2 separate regions of the Mus musculus genome follow, and region 2 is linked to region 1. The links are chromatin loops, found by intact Hi-C in ENCODE. Cell type or tissue: gastrocnemius. All regions are shown on one strand. Links, peaks and the distances in the headings refer to the core of each region. The heading gives the core; the rest is flanking DNA.

What was found. Hi-C counts contacts between places; a loop is a spot of excess contacts. Peaks named below come from ENCODE experiments on the same cell type or tissue, not always from the same donor. Only the 100,000 strongest peaks of a DNase experiment are listed, where the experiment ranks them.
Region 2: it touches region 1 in a loop (1.9-fold over the local background); 15 of 42 quality-filtered maps call a loop at or near these places.

Annotation. Positions count from the first base shown.
Region 1 is chr11:98,705,534-98,715,474 of GRCm38, forward strand. It overlaps Med24 (mediator complex subunit 24), which reads right to left. Exons shown (of 26, transcript NM_011869.3): 10 at 9,548-9,595; 11 at 8,869-8,951; 12 at 8,500-8,586; 13 at 7,621-7,726; 14 at 7,000-7,142; 15 at 5,730-5,767; 16 at 5,240-5,322; 17 at 4,742-4,920; 18 at 4,530-4,629; 19 at 4,049-4,224; 20 at 2,004-2,268; 21 at 1,585-1,766; 22 at 1,293-1,383; 23 at 846-945; 1 more. LOC115487912 (a small nucleolar RNA gene) reads right to left here and starts at 5,556; the gene lies at 5,453-5,556. In gastrocnemius, for the core only: CTCF peaks have their summits at 5,073 (motif pointing left) and 6,661 (motif pointing right); DNase peaks (open chromatin) are centred at 2,607, 4,109, 5,054, 5,328 and 1 more place; H3K4me3 peaks cover 2,251 bases; H3K27ac peaks cover 4,165 bases.
Region 2 is chr11:98,758,220-98,768,160 of GRCm38, forward strand. Thra (thyroid hormone receptor alpha) reads left to right here. Exons shown (of 10, transcript NM_001313983.1): 5 at 2,657-2,804; 6 at 3,502-3,707; 7 at 4,702-4,848; 8 at 5,310-5,568; 9 at 6,059-6,186; 10 at 9,938-9,941. It overlaps Nr1d1 (nuclear receptor subfamily 1, group D, member 1), which reads right to left. Exons shown (of 8, transcript NM_145434.4): 8 at 9,713-9,941. Among named protein-coding and RNA genes, the nearest start is that of Nr1d1, 12 kb to the right of the region's middle. In gastrocnemius, for the core only: a CTCF peak has its summit at 4,638 (motif pointing left); DNase peaks (open chromatin) are centred at 4,650, 7,262, 7,645, 7,858 and 2 more places; H3K4me3 peaks cover 777 bases; H3K27ac peaks cover 5,206 bases.

The DNA.
Region 1 (9,941 bases), core at 1,179-9,178:
TCAGAGGGTCCCTCATGTTGACTGTGTGGAGCTGGGAGGCTGAGAGGGAGCTGTTCATGGAGCGGTCAGCTGCAGAGAGGGAGGAAGGGAGGGTGCTGTGTCAGCTCTGACTCCAAGGGAGTCTTCCCTGTCCCTTCCACCAGGGAGTCTGCCACATGAGGGTAGGGGGGAGCCGGAATCTGGGGAGCCAGGTCTGCTGAGCACCATCAAAGACCAATCCTGGCACTCCTCAGGCTGCCCGGCCTGCTCAGAGCTCATCTTACACAGTCTGTTTGCTAAGGGCCTAGCTAAGGTCTCAGGTCATAGGTGGGCAACCTAATCTTTCCTTTACACAAGCGTGTGGCTCGAACCCTGGTCCCTACAAAGCTCCAGAGAAAGTTCTAGGGTTCAGGAGAAATCTGGAAACAAGAGAAATTGGATGCCACACAAGAGTTTTTGGCAGAAGGAAGTCTGACAGAGGATGACATGGGCTGCCCTCTGAGTAGGAAGGCGGGAAGGCAGCCCCAGGTTGCAGCCTGGTGGGGCCGGTATTCAGCCACAGGGCATGTCTCTCTGGGTTAGGAAGGAAGGGAGAGGGGGTGAGTCACTAGTACAAGCTGGGAACTCACTGGGTGCCTCGCCACCCTTCCAGTGGTGACAAGGGAGGAGCACCTGAGGGGTTTGGAGGGACCTTGGAGGACAGCTTCAGGTCCTGTCCCCACTAGCAAGCGACAGAGCCCCGACTAGGGACAGAGAGGTGCAGGCTCCTGCTCTGCTGACAGCCAGACGGCCATCAGCCAGAAACCAAGGCAGCTCGTCAGGGAGGGGTGAGTCCTAGGCAGGCCCGGGACACCCCCAGCACTCACTGGGACTTGACAGGATGTTGGCATCATCGTCACTGGAGCTCAGGAGTCGCATCAGCTTCGAGGGCTGCATGTCCTCCACGGGGAAGAGGCTGACATAGTCCTGGGAGACATGGGTCACTGTCACATGCCTGACGGCCTAGGTCTCCAGGAGCTGGAGAGGACTGGAGGGCAGATCTGACTGGAGAAGTGAGCTCTCTACAATCCTTGGCCAGCGCTACCAGTGGTGACCCCTCCCATACCCCAATCTCTGCCCGGTGAGCAGAAAAAGACCTCCCCCATCAAGGACACTCAGGGGCCCACTCAAGTCTCTCCTCTAGACCCTGACCAATCAGACAGGCCAAGCACAGCTGACCTTAGCCCCAACCTCTGCCTGGCAAGGCAACTCTACTTTAAGCCATCAGAAAATGCTTGCTGCGTGCACATATGACCAAGCCAGCAGCAGCCTACCTCAATGTCCTCTCTGTGTCTCTTCTTCTGGCGGGAGGACGCCTGTCCCTTGTGGGAAGAGTAAGAGCTCAGGGCACACCACACAGCCAGTCTAGCAAAAGGAGCCAGGAGGAAGGCATAGTTAAGCTGGGCCCAGAAGCTCCACGCTCATGGTGAAGAAGCCCCTTCAACCCCTCACTCCCACCCACAGCCCAGCTGCCTGGGTGGCACCAAGGCTGACGTGACTGAATCTGGATGCTAGATGCTTGGGGCACGAGGGGGGACCCCAGGAAGGCTCTGGAGAGAACCCTACTTGGCCAGCGCAGTGCCAGGAGGGTCCATAAGGCTGTGCCACTTGGAAGAGTCAGTAAGCAGCCCGGGCAGGATGTGACCCAGCAGGACCAGGGTCACTTGCTGCATGTCCAGACAGAAGATGGAGTAGAGAAGCTGGACCGCCCTTAACGTGTGCTCCTTGCGAGTCTCCTTCAGCAGCTCCTGAGAGGCAGGCAAGTGGCTACTGAGGGGCTGCTGGCTCAGACCCTAGCCACCCCTCCAGCCAAAGGTGCTTTTGGCCCCAACCCCCAAGGTGCTTCTCTGAGGTGAGGTCCTACCTCTGTCTCCTCAGGAGACCACCCAGTTTCTAGCAACCTCTCAGAGAAGCCTGGCCTATCCCAGCCAACCATGTCTACCACCCCATCCACATGGCTGTCCACATGCACCCAGCCCAAGTACCTTAATCAGGTTGTTGCAGAACCAGTAGACGCCGCCCATATGCAGCAGGGTGTCAAGGATGTGGATGGAGCGGCTGTCCACCCAGCCCTTCTCCAGTACCTTGGCAAAGATGTCTGTCAGGACCTCCTTGATGGGGCGCTTGGGAGGAAGCAGGTTCCAGTAGGGCATCGTGTCCACGCCTGTGGATGGAAACTTGATCTGCGTGGCTGTCTGCTGGAGCACGTCCGCACACATGTGTTCCAAGATTGAGTTCATAATCACCACCCTAGGGGAGCAGGGAGGGTACATGCAGGCATTACCCCTGGGATTGGGTTACGGAAACACGGCTGAGGAATGAGACCCACCGCACGCTGGGGGAGACACAACAATACAACCCACTACCGATGAAGAGCTTACTGGCCGGGCAAGATGCCTAGGAGAGGCACAGGCCAGAGATTTCTTCTCTTACAGGTTCCATCAATCTATTCAGACTCTATTCTGTTTCTCCCTCTCCTCCGCCAACTTTTCCCATCCCCCAGGCCCGAGCTCTGCCAAATCAGGGTCATAAGTAAAACACAATCACTTCCACTTAAGCTGAGTACTGGGGGGAGGAGGGTCTAACCCAGCCCTGGCCTCCGCCCAAAGTACACTGTAACTTCCAGGAGAGGCCTTTAGACCGCCCCGCAAGACACTTCCCGGCCCCGGGTAGCTGGGCAAAGTGTGTATAGCCTGGAACCCTCTTGGGAACATCTGGGGCTGTGACCACAGCTGGGGTCTAAGTACCGAGTGCTGGGATGTCAGGAGGGCAGGGAAGGCAGCCTTGACTTGCATAGCCCCTCCTCTACCTTCACAAGGGAGCTAGGATCCCCACTGTGGCCATGTGTGTGTGTGTGTGTGTGTGTATGCGCGTGCGCACGTATGCGCCTGATTTGGATGATGTCCCACAGGCAGGGGAGCCCAAATATGATCTTACAGAGCCTCCCCCAGCTTTGCTTCAGCTGTTTCCACATGTCCCCCAGAAAGCACCCTCCTCAGCTATCCTGTAAGCCAGCCTCCTCCCCACAGTCATGGCACCACTCTCCAAGTCCCCTTGAGGGTGGGTTGGGAGCCCCGAGGGGCATGGATATGCCATGTTACTCAGCCTTAAAAGGAAGGAAATCCGGTCACATGCCAGAGTATGAATGAATTTTGAGGAAATTATGCTGAGTAAAGTCCGTCAGTCATGAAAAAGCAGGTATTACGTAATTCTAGTTATACGAAGTATCTAGCGTGGCCGCTCAGAAGGACAGAGAGTCGCGTGGTAGCTGCCAGGAACTGAGAAGGGGAGGTGGACAGTTGCTTATTGGCTAAAAGCTTAGATACACAAGATGAAAAACGCCTGGAAGTCTGTTTCACAATTCCAACACGTTTCATATCCTGAACGATATACATAAACACGGTTGAAATGGTAAATTTCCTATTGTGTTTCTTGCCATATTTAAAAACCAACGGCCAAACAACTTATCAGTTGGGTGAATAAACAGACACCACCAAGCCCCGTGTAGCGGAAGTCCCTGAAGAGCCAGTACTTGAAATGGTCACCAGGACAGCTGGGGGTGGGGGAGGGAAGCCATAAAAACTGCAGATGCCTCAGAGTTCCTCGACAGTGACACAGTCACACAATCCCTTTGCTCTCTGGCCTCAGCTAGTTTTCTGGAACTTGCAGCCTTGGAGGACACAGGTCAAGCTGTCTGGGGTCTGTATTTCCCACGCATGGCAAGTACAGGGATTAAAACCCTCTCGATACAGAGACACACACCAAACATCTGCTGAGCCAGCTGAGTGAATGTGTGACTAAGAATGCGAGGGAGTGGTAGGGGAAGGCGAAGGAGGGAGCGAGAGTCCAACTACCCTGAATGTGCACTGCCTCAGCAGCTAAGCACGGTGGGCTGGTCGGAGCCTGGATGGAGGAGGAAGTGGTTGCTGAGCGGCTCCCTGGGAAGCGGAGGCCGAGAGCATGGGGTGGGATGTTTGTTCCTGGTGGTGCCGACTCCCGACCGCACACCTGCCGAGGCCGGGGCACTGACCTCTCATTGTAGAACTGCAGGGTGTTCTCGCTGTACAGTGGCCCTGCCAACTGGCGGATCATCTGCAGTGACTTCTCACGCTCATCCAGCCCCAGCATCCGGACGTGGGCCACGAGCCAAGCCACAGCACACACCGCCAGACTGCATACCTTTCCCTTGATATTATCGGTGATTTTCTGTGGGGAGGAGAAGGGAATGACTTGGGGACTCTCTTCCTCTCCCTGGCCATGACTCCCACGGCCTCTGGGGGCAGCTGGGGGTCACAGGTGCTATCCCAAGGTACATTTCACACCTTTGCAACATAAACTTGATTTTCTCAAAGACACCTGGACAGGATGAAGTGGCTAAGAGGAGGATACTATAGAAGACTAACACCAGAACATGATCTCCAGCTTGAGGATTTGTTTGTATGCAAAATAACAAGCTCTCAGTGACCAGCCCCGTGTCTCAGGCAGAGAGACTCAAGGAACGGTAGAGCTACCTGGATGGACTCAAATGCCAGAACCCCATTCTCCCAAGCGTTGAGGATTTCCAAAATGGCTGCTGAAATGCTGAGGCAGGCCTCGTGCCACTTCATCTGTCTACAGAGAAGATTAGGAGAACATCATGGCAAGGGAGCATGAGATGGGATTAGGGGGGAGGGCCTTGGAATGCCCCTCCCTACCACCCGAGGTCAGGACCTAAACCACTGACACTAGCTTCATCTCTGAAGAGTTGTTGAGCAGGGCCACCAAGGACTCGACTTTGGTGGAGTCAGGGCGGAAGCAGGGATGGTCAGGGTTCAAAATCTTGCCCTCCTCGGGCATGCAGGTCTGCATCCAAGTCTCAAAGAAGGGGACTTCTTCTCCTGAGCTCGACTCCGAGAGGATCACCTGGGTAAGACAGAGGGGCACCAGCTGAGAGAAGAGGGCGTGGCACCTGCCAGAGCTAGCCAGGGACTGGGCTCTATTGCCATTCCCTTTCCATAGTCAACTCTAAATCTGTCCAGGGGAATCAGACAGGGAGCGGTGCTGCCACCTAGTGGTCAGCATGAATTTGCCACGAGAGGACCTGTTGACATGGGAAGACAACAGAACAGGCTGGCTTGGGAGATCAGTCTGGGCAAGGGTGAGTAAGGGAGTTACTGGCGTTTCCTTCCTCTTTGCCCCACTCACTTGGGGCCTCTTCCTGTCACCAGCACTCATCACTTACCTCTGAGCCATAGGTCTGGGCCACATGGCATAGCATGAGGAAGGAAATGTCAAAGAGCAAGGCTCGGACCGAGGCTGTTTTCGCTGTGGGAAAGAGAAAGATGCCAAGCTCGGCCCGGGGCAGGAGCCCCAAGCCCTGTATAGATTGGGAGGTGCCAGGGACTGAAGGCCTCATGCACAGTAGCCAAGTGTGGAGGCTACACCCCAGCTCAGGATTTCCTGAAGGAAGGTCAGGGAGCAAGCGGTTCCTTCAAAGCTCTGAGGCTCAGAATCCTTTTCTTGGGTCTTATTAAGAACATCATCCCTTCCTTGGAATCCACAATTTCCAGAACCCAAACCAGTCAAAACTGGTCCAGCTGGGAGAAGGGCAGAGGGTGGTTTTGGCAGAGTCCCTTCCCAGGATTACCCTCATCCCCAGAATGAGCAGACGCAGCCCCTCCCTTCCTTCCCTCCTCAGGGCAGATAGGACCTGCAGATAGACACAGACTTACTGCTCTCTCCACTGCCGTGGGTCGTGAACTCATTCAGACTGTAGGAAGGACAGAGACAGGTAGCATCAACCAGAGCGAGGGCTGAGCAGTGTCACAGGAGAAGGGGGTAGGGCCTGGGAGGGGGCTACACATTCAGAGGGTGGGCCCTAGAACCTCAACTATAAGCTTAAATATAAAATGAGTATTATAATTACAGAAACAAATCACTAGTATTAAAAGGACATGGTGCCTCACACTCTACCCCAACACTGAAGAGGCTAACACACGGAGCATTAGAAGCCAGCTTGGACTACACAGTGAGACCCAAAGATTTGTAAGGAACCATGTTCTACACACAAAATTGCAGGTAGCCCCCCAAAAGTTACAGAATTTAAGAACCCATTATTAGCTGCGTGGTCATACACGCCTTTAGTCCCAAGACTCAGGAGGCAGAGTGAGGCAGATCTGTGCGTTTGATGCCAGCCTGGTCTACAAAGTAAATTCCAGGACAGTCAGGGTTGTTACACAGTGAAAAAACAAAAATAAAACAAAAAACGAAGACCATAAACTAGATAGAGCAGGCTACAAGAGCTCCCATGTCAAAAGTAAATAAATAACTGGGCCAAAGAACTTTTCCATGCCTATTATTCAATGCTTTATTTTTAAAAATTCATTTATCTTTTATTTTTATTTATTTTTTTTTAGATTTTATTTATTTATTTATTATATGTAAGTACACTGTAGCTGTCTTCAGATGCACCAGAAGAGGGCATCAGATCTCATTACGGGTGGTTGTGAGCCACCATGTGGTTGCTGGGATTTGAACTTCGGACCTTCGGAAGAGCAGTCGGGTGCTCTTACCCACTGAGCCATCTCACCAGCCCCCTATCTTTTATTTTTATGTGCATTAAGCATGTCTGTGTTAGCTATGCATCTCATGTGTGTACAAGATCCTGCAGAGGCCAGAAGAGGGCACTGGAGCCCCTGAGACTGGAGTTACAGACAAGTGTGAGCTGCCAAGTAGGCCCTTTGGAGAGCAGCAGGGCCCTCAAATGCTGAGCCATCTCTCCAGACCTCAGCCTCTCCCTGCCACAGGCCTCATTATCTTTGCAAGCGGCTTTATTCCATCTTCAGTGAGAGAGAGAAGACCTCTCAGTCGAGTGACACGTCTGTCACAGTTTCTAGTTAGGATGTTCTGCCCTGGTCTGTACACCTCAAAGGGAAACCCATATCCAGGCATCTCCACCCTCACACGACCTCCCATCGCACAGCAGGGCATAGCTCTACTCACTTGATGAATTTCCGGGCGAAGGATTTAAGCTTCCCAGTGGCGGCGGCAGCAGCCAGCAGCAAATCCAGGCTCTTCCCAGACAGCATATGTCCCAGGACCCCTAGCAGTCCCTCCGGGGACTTGGAGTGATCTGCATCCATTGTCTGGGGACAGGCGGGAGTCCAGTGAAGACACCCTCAGATACAGCCTAAACACATTTCTCTCTGCCTGTGTCCGCTGATTGGCACACTGCACCTTCAAACATAATCTGCCACTTCCTGCTCGAACAGGAAGATCACTGCCAAAATCTCTCCCTACTCTGTGAGCTTTGTGCTCAACTACACAGGTGTGGTGGGGTGGGATACGGTGGTGGGATACAGTGGTGGGGGACAGGATTTGGCTGGGAGCTTCCCTTCTATGCCTTCATGGGGTGGTGTCTGGAGAGGCCCCAGCCACATCACCTAGGGCACAGCGGGAGAGCAACCAATGTCAGCTTTCAGCAGTGGCTGCTTCCTTCACCTCCCCGGTTGTTCCACTCCCAAAGCAGCTCTCCCCAGAGAGCAGAGAGGTCTGTGGGCCCTGTTCATTTAGCTAGAGAAGCATGGGAGTTTACAGTGGCACGGGCAGGGTGCACACACACACCTTGAGAATGTTTGTGACCGTGGGCTCTGCCCGCAGGATCAGGCCAGGATTCGGCTGGATGTTAGCATTTTCTGATGATTTTAGCTGCGGGTCCCGATCTGCCGTGCTATGGTCATCACCCAGAGAAGAAAACAGAAACAAAGAGGATTTTTTTCCTTTTTGAAGGCAGGTCTCATACTGTGGCTCAGGCCGACCTTAAACTCAAGGTACTTCTCCTGTTTCAACCTCTCAAGGTTGGAATTACAGCTCAAAGCTACCTGGCTCATACTTGGCTAAGGAAAAAAAATCTTGATACAGTCTCTAATCCACCGTGTGTAGTAGCTTGCACCTTAATCTTAAACCACTCGAGTGGCAGAAGCAGGCAGACCTCTCTGCATTTGAGGCTAGCCAGCGTTTTTAAGGAAAAAAAAAAATTCTCTAATCCGACTCTAGAAACAAAGGTGGAGAGGAGACAGAAGCATATAGCCAACTGGGAGCTGGCAGTAGCTCAGCCGCAGCACTTGTCTCACGTCACAGCACACTGGGTTTAACCCTTAGCGTGGCACAAGAACAAAGACTCTTGAGAGTTAATGAAGTTTACGTTAGTTAACCTGTTCTCAGTATTACCATTGTTTCAATTTGTCAGTATCGTTGTACCCGTTTTGAAAGTTCAGTTAGGTCTAATGGAAGACTGAAGACTTTCTCTATGGCCTTTGCTCACAAAGGAGGGCAAGTCAAAGAGCAGCGCCGCGGAGGGTAAACTCCCGTCTGATGCAGTCCTGCTCCCTAGACCGACCCAGGAGGCATCAGCCACTGGCAACTCAGACTTCAAAGAGAAGGGAAAGATACCAGGAACCAGTCTGGCAAGAGGGAGGCGGCCCGAGGGGGCTCGCAACATACCGTTTGCCCACAAGGCTGGCAAAGTTGACCTCAGACAGAAGCCCCTGCTTGTTGCACTCCTGGAGGAGGAAGTTCGTGCAGTCGCAACTATGAAGGAAAAGCCAGAGGACTGAGGTGAGCTGGGGCACGCACGGGGTGCCTGTCCGGTCTCCTCCCTCCTTCAGGGTGAAGAAAACTCAAGCACCCAAAGGCAGAAAGAAGGGCTCTGGGTACTTGGCAGTTATGAGCCTCCTGCCTCCTACCTCTGCCAAGAGGGAGAGTCCAACAGAAAGACAGAGTTCCCTGCGGCTCATCTAACAGTGAGCGGGGAAGGACTCAGAACACTTTCCAGTAAAATGGGCTGAGCGGGGTGGGGTGGGGGGCTCGTACTTGCAGCGCTGGTCAGCTTTGTCCAACAAGGGGGTGAGCTTCAGCAGGAACTCAAAAGCACAGTTGACATCCTCCGTGAAATCCTAAAAAGGACCAGAAGCTGCCACCTGGGCCCCACAACCCGGAAGAGCAGCGTTACAAGGACACCTTGCTCAGTAAGAGAGAAAGCCCGCTGTGACCACCACCAGCCCCCAGTAAGGAGGCGTGGGATGTTGGAGGCATAGCACTCTCTATGTGGTTATTACACTAGCCAGATCATCACAGGCAATCGTTCTGCTGGGGAGGAGGGGAGCCAGCCTAAGCCACCATCTTTACTCTACTGCACGTGCAAGGACATACACCGGGGTTCACGGGTCCACACAGCTTCCTCTGGGCACAAGAACACACTACCACTCAGCTGCAGCCTAAAAGACCCACCCTTAGCACACGCCTTTAGTCCCGGCACTCGGGAGGCAGAGGCAGGCGGATTTCTGAGTTCGAGGCCAGCCTGGTCTACAGGGTGAGTTCCAGGATAGCCAGGGCTATACAGAGAAACCCTGTCTCAGAAAAACAAAAAGAAAAAGAGGGGAGAGAGAGAGAGAAAGAGAGAGAGAAAGAGAGAGAGAGAGAGAGAGAGAGACCCTCGCTCGCACTTGCTCATCCTCCCGTTTCCATGCCCTCACACCAGACTCTAACTCACCTTCTCTCCATGAAAGTACTTCTTCAACTTCACCAAGACCTGTGGAATCTAGACAGAGGGAGAAGAGAGGCACATCAATGGCCTTTTTCTCTTTCACTTATCCCAGAAGCCCGCGCATCCCCTGCTGTGGGCACTGAGGTGGGAGGGTTCTTGGGGCTCAGACAGTACTCTGAATAATTTGTAAGCCTACACACGGGTACCTGAGCACCCTATGTCTCTTGGCCTATAGGACACGGGCCCCCCACTTCTGCTGCCTCAACAAGGAAATCCTAACAGCAAATTGGAATCGAGGTCCAGAGGGAATCTGGGGCCACCGTCCCTGGCTCTCTTAGGTGACCAGAACTAACCTGGCTAAGGACGGGCTGAACAAGCAGCAGAACCCCAAGTAGCTAAA
Region 2 (9,941 bases), core at 1,214-9,213, 53 kb after region 1:
TAATAAATAAATAAATAAATAAATAAATATTTAAAAAAAAAAAAAAAGAGGTCCGAAAGGTGGAGAATGATTGAAGAGGACCCTAGGTGTTGACCTCTGGCCTCCAAGTGCACATACACAGGCACACACCCTGTGCATGCACACGCACATATGCTCTATACTGAAGATTCCTGGGCTACCGGCAGTAGTAAGTATACTGCAGATTCCCAAACTGTGTGTGTCCCCTACTTTGTCCAAACCTTATTGTGGTGGAGCCCAGGACTCTGCTTTTAACAGGAGTCCCAGGAGCTCCCAATGTATCCGGAAAAAACTAGGACCTGTGCTGAAGGGTCATGATGGGGACATAGAGGAGAAGATTGCCAAAGGTTCTTTTTAGCAGAGGATCAAAGGCCACAGACTTGGAAAAGCCTATTAGATACAACCTGTTTCAACCTGTATGGCTTTTCTGGGACCACCACCTCCTGCAGGTACAGGTCTTTCCAGAAGGAGATCATTTAAAAGTGAGACCAGGCATGGTGGCACATGCCTATAGCCCCATATTCAGAAGATGGAAGCAGAAGGATTAGAAGTTCAAGGCCATCCTAAACCTATGCCTGGGCTACATAAGACCATCTCTCAAGTCCAGCAGTGGTGGCACACACTTTTTTTTTTTTAAGTTTTATTTATATGAGTACATTGTAGCTGTCTTCAGACACACCAGAAGAGGGCGTCAGATTCCATTACAGATGGTTGTGAGCCACCATGTGGTTGCTGGGAATTGAACTCAGGACCTCTGGAAGAGTAATCAGTGCTCTTAACCACTGAGCCATCTCTCCAGCCCCGTGGCACACACTTTTAATTCCAGCACTCAAGAGGCAGAGGCAGGCAGATCTCTGAGTTTGGGGCTAGCCTGGTCTACAGAGTGAGTTCCAGGACAGCCAAGGCTACACAGGAAAAAACCCTGTCTCAAAAAACCAAAACCAAACCCAAACCAAAAAACCTCTCTCGGACTAACACACAAAGGCATACACACACACAATGCAGAAGCTTGAAGTTTCTCTTAATGTCAGCCAGACCAAAAACCAGTCGAGATCCCAAGTTTCATAGCCATGTTCCTAGAAATGATAGTAGCAACATAGCCAAGAACAAGAACCCTCGGCTTCAAGGACAGACAGCTAGGTCACAAGGGAACATGCCCCAAAGACAGAGGTGCCCCTCTCCACTTCTAGAGCTTGCTTTTATAAATTTAGAATGAAGTCCAGGACTCTGTATCTTGGTACAATAACTTTAATTCACCCTAGATCTGGACTCTCAGATCTCAGTGTCTTCTAGAGAAAGCCCAGTTTTGACGTGGAGATTAAATTTAACACACATGAAAGGCACGTGCCACATGCCCATCACAAAGTAAGGTTCAGCAGGTATTCGAACTCACCTTGCTCTCATCCTGATTCTTCAAGTGCTTCCTTTAAAGCAAAGACTAATGCAACAATTTAGTAGTAGTAGTAGTTAGTAGTAGTAGTAGTAGTAGTAGTAGAAGAAGAAGAAAAGATGAAGAAGAAGAAGAAGAAGAAAAAGAAGAAGAAGAAGAAGAAGAAGAAGAAGAAGAAGAAGAAGAAGAAGAAGAAGAAGAAGAAGAAGAAGGAGGAGGAAAGCTTACAAGCAATGAATGTTCCCACTCTGCATTCTCTTGAATACTATTTTATAAATTGCATTTGCAAGGGTAATAGGCAAAATGGTGTCTATGAGAATGCTTTTGGGATCAGCATTGCCTGTAGAGTCATTAAGCAAGATGGCCAAGATATGAACCGGACTTTCTAGGGCTGGCGATGTAGCGCTGATGGTTGACTGTTTCCTTCGAGTTCACAAAGCCTGGGTCCCATCCCCAGCACCACATAAACCAGCTGTGATAACACATGTCTACAATCCTGCCACTCCAGAGGTCAGAAGCTCAAGGTCATACTTGGCTACATAGCGAGTCTGAGTGCAGCCTGGACTTCGTGAGGCTCTTTGTCTTGAAAAATATATAATGCTTTTTTTTTTTTGGTTTTCCGAGACAGAGTTTCTCTGTATAGCCCTGGCTGTCCTGGAACTCACTCTGTAGACCAGGCTGGCCTCAAACTCAGAAATCAGCCTGCCTCTGCCTCTCAAGTGCTGGGATGAAAGGCGTGTGCTACCCCTGCCCGGCTATATACTACTTTTGTTGTTATTTTGGTTTGGTTTTGGTTTTGGTTTTGGCTGTTCTGGAACTTGCTTTGTAGATCAGGCTGGCCTTGAGCTCATAAGAGATCCACTTGCCACTGCCTTCTGAGTGCTGAGATTAAAGGCCTGTGGCACCACTACCCTGCATAATACATTTAACAAATTCTTTAGAGTAGACTTCTAAGGCCTCACCGCATCCCACGGCAGCCCAGGCCAGGCCCCGTGCTGACTACCACACTCACTGTTCTTACTTCTGCCAGTATAGACATCCCTCATCCCTCTGCAGCCTGAGGGTAAGGACATGGGGTTCTTTGGGTCTCTTTGGCCTGGCAGGGTCCAGCAATTCTGGCCCCACAGTGACCTGAGGATGCCAGGTGACACTGACTTCCCTTGCCCCTCCCCTCCTCAGTCACCTGTGTAGTTGGCTCAGGAGAGGAAGCCTTACTGATGCACCCTGCTTCCGATGCCTCCACCCTAGGGCTTCTTTCGCCGCACAATCCAGAAGAATCTCCATCCCACCTATTCCTGCAAGTATGACAGCTGCTGTGTCATCGACAAGATCACCCGGAATCAGTGCCAGCTGTGCCGCTTCAAGAAGTGCATTGCTGTGGGCATGGCCATGGACTGTAAGAGGCACCCGTGGGGCAGTGGAGCTGGGCTGAGGGGTAGCGGCCGAGGGGTAGCCAGTCCAGGTTAGGCTTCATCCCAAATCCCATTTGGTACCCTCATACCACCAAAAGAAATAGAAGTCCTGTGTAGTCTTTTTTTTTTTTTTTTTTTTTAATTTATTTTATATATATAAGTGCTCTATCTGTATGTACACCTGTATACCAGAAGAGGGCATCAGATCCCATTACAGATGGTTGTGGGCCACCATGTGGTTGCTGGGAATTGAACTCAGAACCTCTGGAAGAGCAGATGGTGCTCTTAACTGCTAAGCCATCTCTCCAGCCCCTCCTGTGTAGTCTAGATGCTTCTTGCCGTTTGAAGACTTTAGAAAGGGAGTTGTTGAGTAAAAACTCCTGTGCGCTGAGCCTAGTAAGGTTCCTGCTTCCCAGGGAAGGCACATCCAAATGAGGAAGGGCTCTTTCCTCGACTGTAGGTTGGTTAGCAAGTCCCCCACAGCTCAAATCAGAACCTGTCTTTCCTTGGACCAACCTACTTGGAGTTGACTTGGTCCCAGTGATTAAACATGGTTTGTATTGTGCCACCCTATTGCTAAGTGATTTGGGAAGTCACTTGACATTTGTACTAGAGTGTGTAATTTCTGAGCTTGGGAGGGGGTTTGCCATGCAAAGTGGTTTTTTTTTTTTCCATAAACAGTGGTTCTAGATGATTCGAAGCGGGTGGCCAAACGCAAGCTGATTGAGCAGAACCGGGAGAGGAGGCGAAAGGAGGAGATGATTCGCTCACTGCAGCAGCGACCAGAGCCCACTCCTGAAGAGTGGGACCTGATACATGTTGCTACAGAGGCCCATCGCAGCACTAACGCCCAGGGCAGCCATTGGAAACAGAGGCGAAAATTCCTGGTAAGAAGGCATGCGCATTGAAAATTCCCTTGGAAACCTTGGTTTGGTTCAGCCCAAAGCTGGTACTCTGTCCCTGTTGGCAGTTTAGAGTTTGTACACTTGTACACATGCCTTTGCTTTCTAGGGCCTGCCTGTCCCATCTAATGGGGTGCTCCATGAGAACTGGGTCCAATCCTCTAGATTCCAGGGCGGGGCTAACCCACAGGGACTGAGGACATAGTCACATAACAGTATTATGGGACACCTGCAGGGTCCAGGTGTTGTATTCAACCCTCACAGAACCGACTGCCAAGTGGGTGATCAGTTTGGAAGGAGATGGGCCAACGGGGCCTGGTTCCCTAGTAGAGAATGCTAAGGGATGGAAAATGCACTAAGTTACCCAACACCAAGCAGATGTGTTTGCAAAGGACTCGTTGTGTGACTCTGGCCATACAACTGAGCTATGCTGAACCCAGAAGTGTTGGTGATTCTGTTTTCCATATAGATTTGCAGCAAGGATTAAAAGGAGCTATGTAGAGCCGGGCGTGGTGGTGCACACCTTTAATCCCAGCACTCGGGAGGCAGAGGCAGGCGATTTCTGAGTTTGAGGCCAGCCTGGTCTACAAAGTGAGCTCCAGGACAGCCAGGGCTATACAGAGAAACCCTGTCTCGAAAAAACAAACAAACAAAAAAAACCAAAAGGAGCTATGTAGAGCAGGCAACCAGCCTACAGCCTGGTATCATGCTTTCAGGCATGACGGCTGTGTTTTTATTGCAATTTATTAACTACTGTCCACACCATTATCAGCATTAGTAAGTCTGAAATGCTGGCTCTGGTCTATCCTCTTCCCCTAATGTTGAAGCCTTGAGGCAGAGGCAGAGCTGTCTAGCAGGCTCCGCTGGGACTTTCCCCCCCCCCAAGCTGCCTTGGAGCTCCCCCTGGTGGGTAGGGAGTCTCCGTGAGCGGGTGAAAGGGGTCTGCAGCCCCAGCTGACCCTCGTCTCTCTCCCTCTAGCCGGATGACATTGGCCAGTCACCTATTGTCTCCATGCCGGACGGAGACAAGGTAGACCTAGAGGCCTTCAGCGAGTTTACCAAGATCATCACCCCGGCCATCACGCGCGTGGTGGACTTTGCCAAAAAACTGCCCATGTTCTCCGAGGTGAGTGGCAGATGGAAGGAGAGACTTGTTAGAGAGAGTCTCGGGTCACTTCCCAGGTCACAGAGCCTCACTGGGTATTCTTCTCATGTTCTCTGGACATGGAGTGATTCTTATAGATCTATAGATATTCAGCACATGCGTGTATGCACACACACACACACACACACACACACACTCCTATTCTATCTGCAGGCAGCATGACTCATCTCTTCATTCTGCCTAGCACTAACTAGAAACAGGCTGCTGTACTAGCTGTGGGACCTTGGCCAAGTTACCTACGTGTTCTGTACTTCAGTTTCTGAAGGAGACTGGGAGAATGATGGGACCACACCCTTAGACATAGCTGTGAGGTTTAAGTGCAACAGTGCAGGAGGGGCGGGCTCAGCCCAGCACAGGGTGGGGGAGACTGTGGGGTGTGGAGAGGATGCACTGAAGTGCTCTGTGATCCTGCTGTTCCACAGCTGCCTTGCGAAGACCAGATCATCCTCCTGAAGGGCTGCTGCATGGAGATCATGTCCCTGCGGGCAGCTGTCCGCTACGACCCTGAGAGTGACACCCTGACCCTGAGTGGGGAGATGGCGGTTAAGCGGGAACAGCTCAAGAATGGTGGCTTGGGTGTGGTCTCTGACGCCATCTTTGAACTGGGCAAGTCACTCTCTGCCTTTAACCTGGATGACACGGAAGTGGCTCTGCTGCAGGCTGTGCTGCTAATGTCAACAGGTATCTTGCTGTGGCTGAGAGGTGCCACAAGTTCCCAGGGCTCTTGCTTGCCTCTCTCCTTAGTTTTGCATAGGTTCTGTCTCACCCCTTCCCTCCCAGGCTGACTCTCTATGACCCCTACAATCCCCTGCCCTGCTAGCCTATGCTCTATTCTATTTTCTTTGCCCTCCTGTTTGGTTCCAGGCTTACTTATTGCCTCTCACTACCAATCCTCTCTCTGCCCATTCGTTTTCTGTTTCCAGCCTCCCTCTCCTCTCTGCCGTCTTTCGATTTCACTATCTTCCTTATGGATTGCTTCATGGCCGCAGGTCCTCAGTGTCCCTCCCTGAGCCCCAGCCACCTCCTCCTGCTACTACCCTCGTCCCTCAGTGCTATTTTCTCCCCTTGATCCCTCCCAGTCTCTCTGCCTCAGTATCCCATCATGCTTTCTCCTGCGGCTTTCCTAGACCCTCTTGTCCTCGGGCCTCATGCCTCTCTTTGCTCCCTGCAGACCGCTCCGGCCTGCTGTGCGTGGACAAGATCGAGAAGAGTCAGGAGGCCTACCTGCTGGCGTTTGAGCACTACGTCAACCACCGCAAACACAACATTCCGCACTTCTGGCCCAAGCTGCTGATGAAGGTGACTGACCTCCGCATGATCGGGGCCTGCCACGCCAGCCGCTTCCTCCACATGAAAGTCGAGTGCCCCACCGAACTCTTCCCCCCACTCTTCCTGGAGGTCTTTGAGGATCAGGAAGTCTAAAGCCTCAGGCGGCCAGAGGGTGTGCGGAGCTGGTGGGGAGGAGCCTGGAGAGAAGGGACAGAGCTGGGGGCTGAGGGAGAACCCCCATCTCTTCTCTCCTTCCTCCCATCCTTGGATAGATGCAGCTCCCATACACCCCTGCACTGCCCAGCCCCCTCAGACCCTCCAGCCCTTGGACAGGGCCATAAATGAACTTGCTATGAAAGGCAGTATGGGAGGCTAGGACCCAAGTTCTAGAGTCTCTGGGACCCCAACCTCTAAAAAAAGTAGGGGAAGGGAAGTAGGAAGAATTGAGAGGGACATGCCATCTTGACTGTAGGGTCAGGAGGAATGAGGAGTAGGGGCAGGTGCCCTTACTCACCCCTATACACACAGAGAGCCCTGCCAAGTTCCTTGGCCTAGATTTCCCTTCAGGCCACAGGTCTCTACTTCCCCAAATACCTGGGTCCTGGGTGCAAAGGACAGCTTGGCTTGGCTTGGCTTGGCTTAGCTCCTCCCCTGGAGGCTAAAAAAAAATGGTAGTCATCCTAACTGCACTTTGGAAACCAAGCAAGGGGAGAATATAAATGAAGAAAAACTAGACAGAAAAAAAAAACAAAAAACAAAAACAAAAAGACAAAAAAAGAGAGCGTTAGAGAGAGAGAGCGAGAGAGCGAGAGATGATATTAAGTTATTAGCTGAGGCTGGCCCAAGGGGAAGGATTCCCCCCCCCTTAACCCTGCCCTTCCCACCCCCATGCACTTTGAGAGCTGCCCTTCCGACCCCCAGAGAGAAATGCCCCAGGCAGACCTACAGAGGTAGGGCTGCCGCCCAGAGCTGTGAGAGGATACAACAGGGTCCCGGCAACCCCCTTGCCTTGCCCCCCACCCTCGTGCCCCTTTGGCACCGCACCCCAGTACTTCTGCTCTCTGCCACTTGTGCCCGCTGAGTTCCATCTACCTCTCACGCTGGATGCCAGCTGGCCCCTCACCAGCCTGCCCTGTTGCCCACACAGCTCCCCTTTCAAGTGCCCAGCCCCAGGGGCCTCCTGTCCCCCCACCCCATACCTTGACACCCACACAGGAAAAACTGTGGCCCGGGCTCCTTCCCTCTTCATATCCTGCAGTATTAGCTACAATCCAGATGCTGCTGTTGGGGTGGGGTGGGGTGGACATGTGTGTCTCCCAGAACCTCCACCCCTGTGGGACTCTTGTTTCCTGTCTGTCTTCGGGGCTCCCTTTGCTCTCCTTCCTGACTCCCACTGATGCGCTAGCCAGACATAGGGCAGGTTGGCATGCAGTGGGGGGTGTTTCTATCAGTGGCACTTAGCTGGGGCCCAGGGGAGGAGACAGTTGGCTCTCCTCCCATTTTTTTTGAAGCTCTTTAGGCCAGCCACCCCTCTGCCCCTGGGAACCCCTCTCCCCTCTTCTTTTCTAATTCAGGGACTTTGGCTTGAGCCACCTCCCACCCTTTGGTGAGGAGTGCTCTGTTGGTCTGCACTTGGGTGAGCTGCCTCCTCCTCCTCCTCCTCCTCCTCCTCCTCCCTTTGGCTAACAGCCCACTCCTCTGCAGAGAGAGAGAGAAAGAGAGAGAGGGAGGGAGGAGGTGGCCCTCCCAGAGTGGAAGGGAAGGGAGGAGGAGGAGGAACAGAGCAGACCAGTGGCCCTGGGCTCAGGGCTGCATGTCGGCAGGGATGGATGGGTGGACATAGATGCCCCCCGGAAGCCATGGGGAATGGGGCAGGGGGCGGGGGAGGGGTGCCAGGGCTTCCTGCGCTTTGCACTATTGGGGCAAAAATGTCTTAAGCAGTGGGGAACCTGCCACCCCACTCTGACCCTCAGCCTGCCACAGCCCCTACACACACACACACACACACACACACACACACACACACACACACACACACACACACACACACACACACACACACACACACACGTGGAAGGCAATGCTTTGCTGTTCCCAGGCAGTGTCCTTTGCCACTGTTCAGGTGTTCCAACTGGGCAGAGGGCCTGGAGGAGCATCTCCTGTCACCTGTGCATGTGCCTGCCCCACTCCTTGGGGCCCCTGGGCCACCTGTGCTATCTTCATCTCTATCTTCTTTTCTCTCTCTCCCGGGGTACTGATTTCTGTATTCCTCCAGTCCCATGGATAATACTCTCATACTTCCCTCCCATACCTGGGGACTCAGTGGAGTTCCTGACCTGCCTGCTGTCTCCCTTCTTCCCCTGACTCCACTCCCCTCCATTCCCATTCTCAGCCATAGGCATGGCCTCTTATAGGCACTTGGGAATTCCCCCCTCCCCCCAATCATATGAGCTGTGAGCCCCTGCCCCTCAGCCCTTCCCCTCCCCCTCAGTGATGTGGAGTGTATGTGTGTGTTCCTTCGTGTGAGTGGATGAGTGAGTCTACGTTGTGGGAGGAGCCAGAGAGACTCAGGAGTGCCACGCACCTGCTCTAGAGAGGCAGCTGTCCCAGTCCCTGCCATGGAAGTGGGGGACAGGGCCCTCTCCTGGGGGCCATTGGTGCTAATGGGGGGATGGCCTTGGCATGGGTGCTTAGCATGCCTTCCCCCAATGTTGGCCCGGGGCACTAGGGCAGGCCGGGTGGGGCAGCAGGTGCAGTATTGATGGGAGGGGTGGGTTGCTGGGAGAAGGTTGGGGGGGCCAGGCCAGGACAAGGGGGTGCCAGAGCCATGACCACTACCCTGCCCTACCACTGCCTCTCCATCTCAGTATTCCCCCCCCCCCATCACTTATAACACACATACCTCATCCAGCCTCCTCCCTGCTCAGACTTGGGGAGGGTGGGGGAGGAGGAGCCCCTACCCCTTCCCCGGGCGGTGGGCTGGGAGAGAGCAGGGCGTGTGACATGGACACCGTCCGTCCATCCATAAGGGGGAAATTACTTCCTGCCCTAGGAACTCCTGGGTGGAGGAGGGGGACACTACCCAGAGGCGCTACTGAATGTATGAGAAGCTGGTGCTGAGGTGGGGGGAGGGGTTGTGGCTAGAAACAGGGAAGGAGATAGGTCCTTTCCCCAGAGATGGGTGGGACCGGCAGGGGTGACTTGAGGGGCTCCTCCTCCTGCCCCACAGTTGACAATCAGTATGTCTGTTATGTGCGAATTTTTCACCCCGTTGTGTTTTGGGTCAGGATTTTAAAGAAAGATATTTTTATGGTAATTGTTGCTCGTCTATTTTACTATATATTTATGTAATAAATATATGATGAAAATAACCCCCTTGGGCACCCCCCCTTAGACTTGCGTGCTGTTTCCCCATATTCTCCCATCTGCTGGCAGAGTACCCACCCCACAAGCTGACCAGATGGAGAGGTGTCTTCCCCCCCCCCCACACCCCCTTGGCAGTAGTCCCCCACCCCCACCCCAATTCCCCAAACGAGCACACATCACAGAAGCCAGCTCAGCTGTGAACTATTGGATTTGAGACAGGAACAGAACAAATCGAGGGGCCAGAGGAGGGTGGAGAGAGCAAGAGTGGTTTAAATAGGGGAGGATGGGAGCATGGCGGTGGGGGTGGGGGAAGAGTTATTTACAAGAAGGCTCAGGGGGCCAGAGGCTCATCTTGGAATATTTTATAACAATATAAATAAGATTCTGGTTTGCTTTTCCTTTTCGTCTCGTAAAGGAGA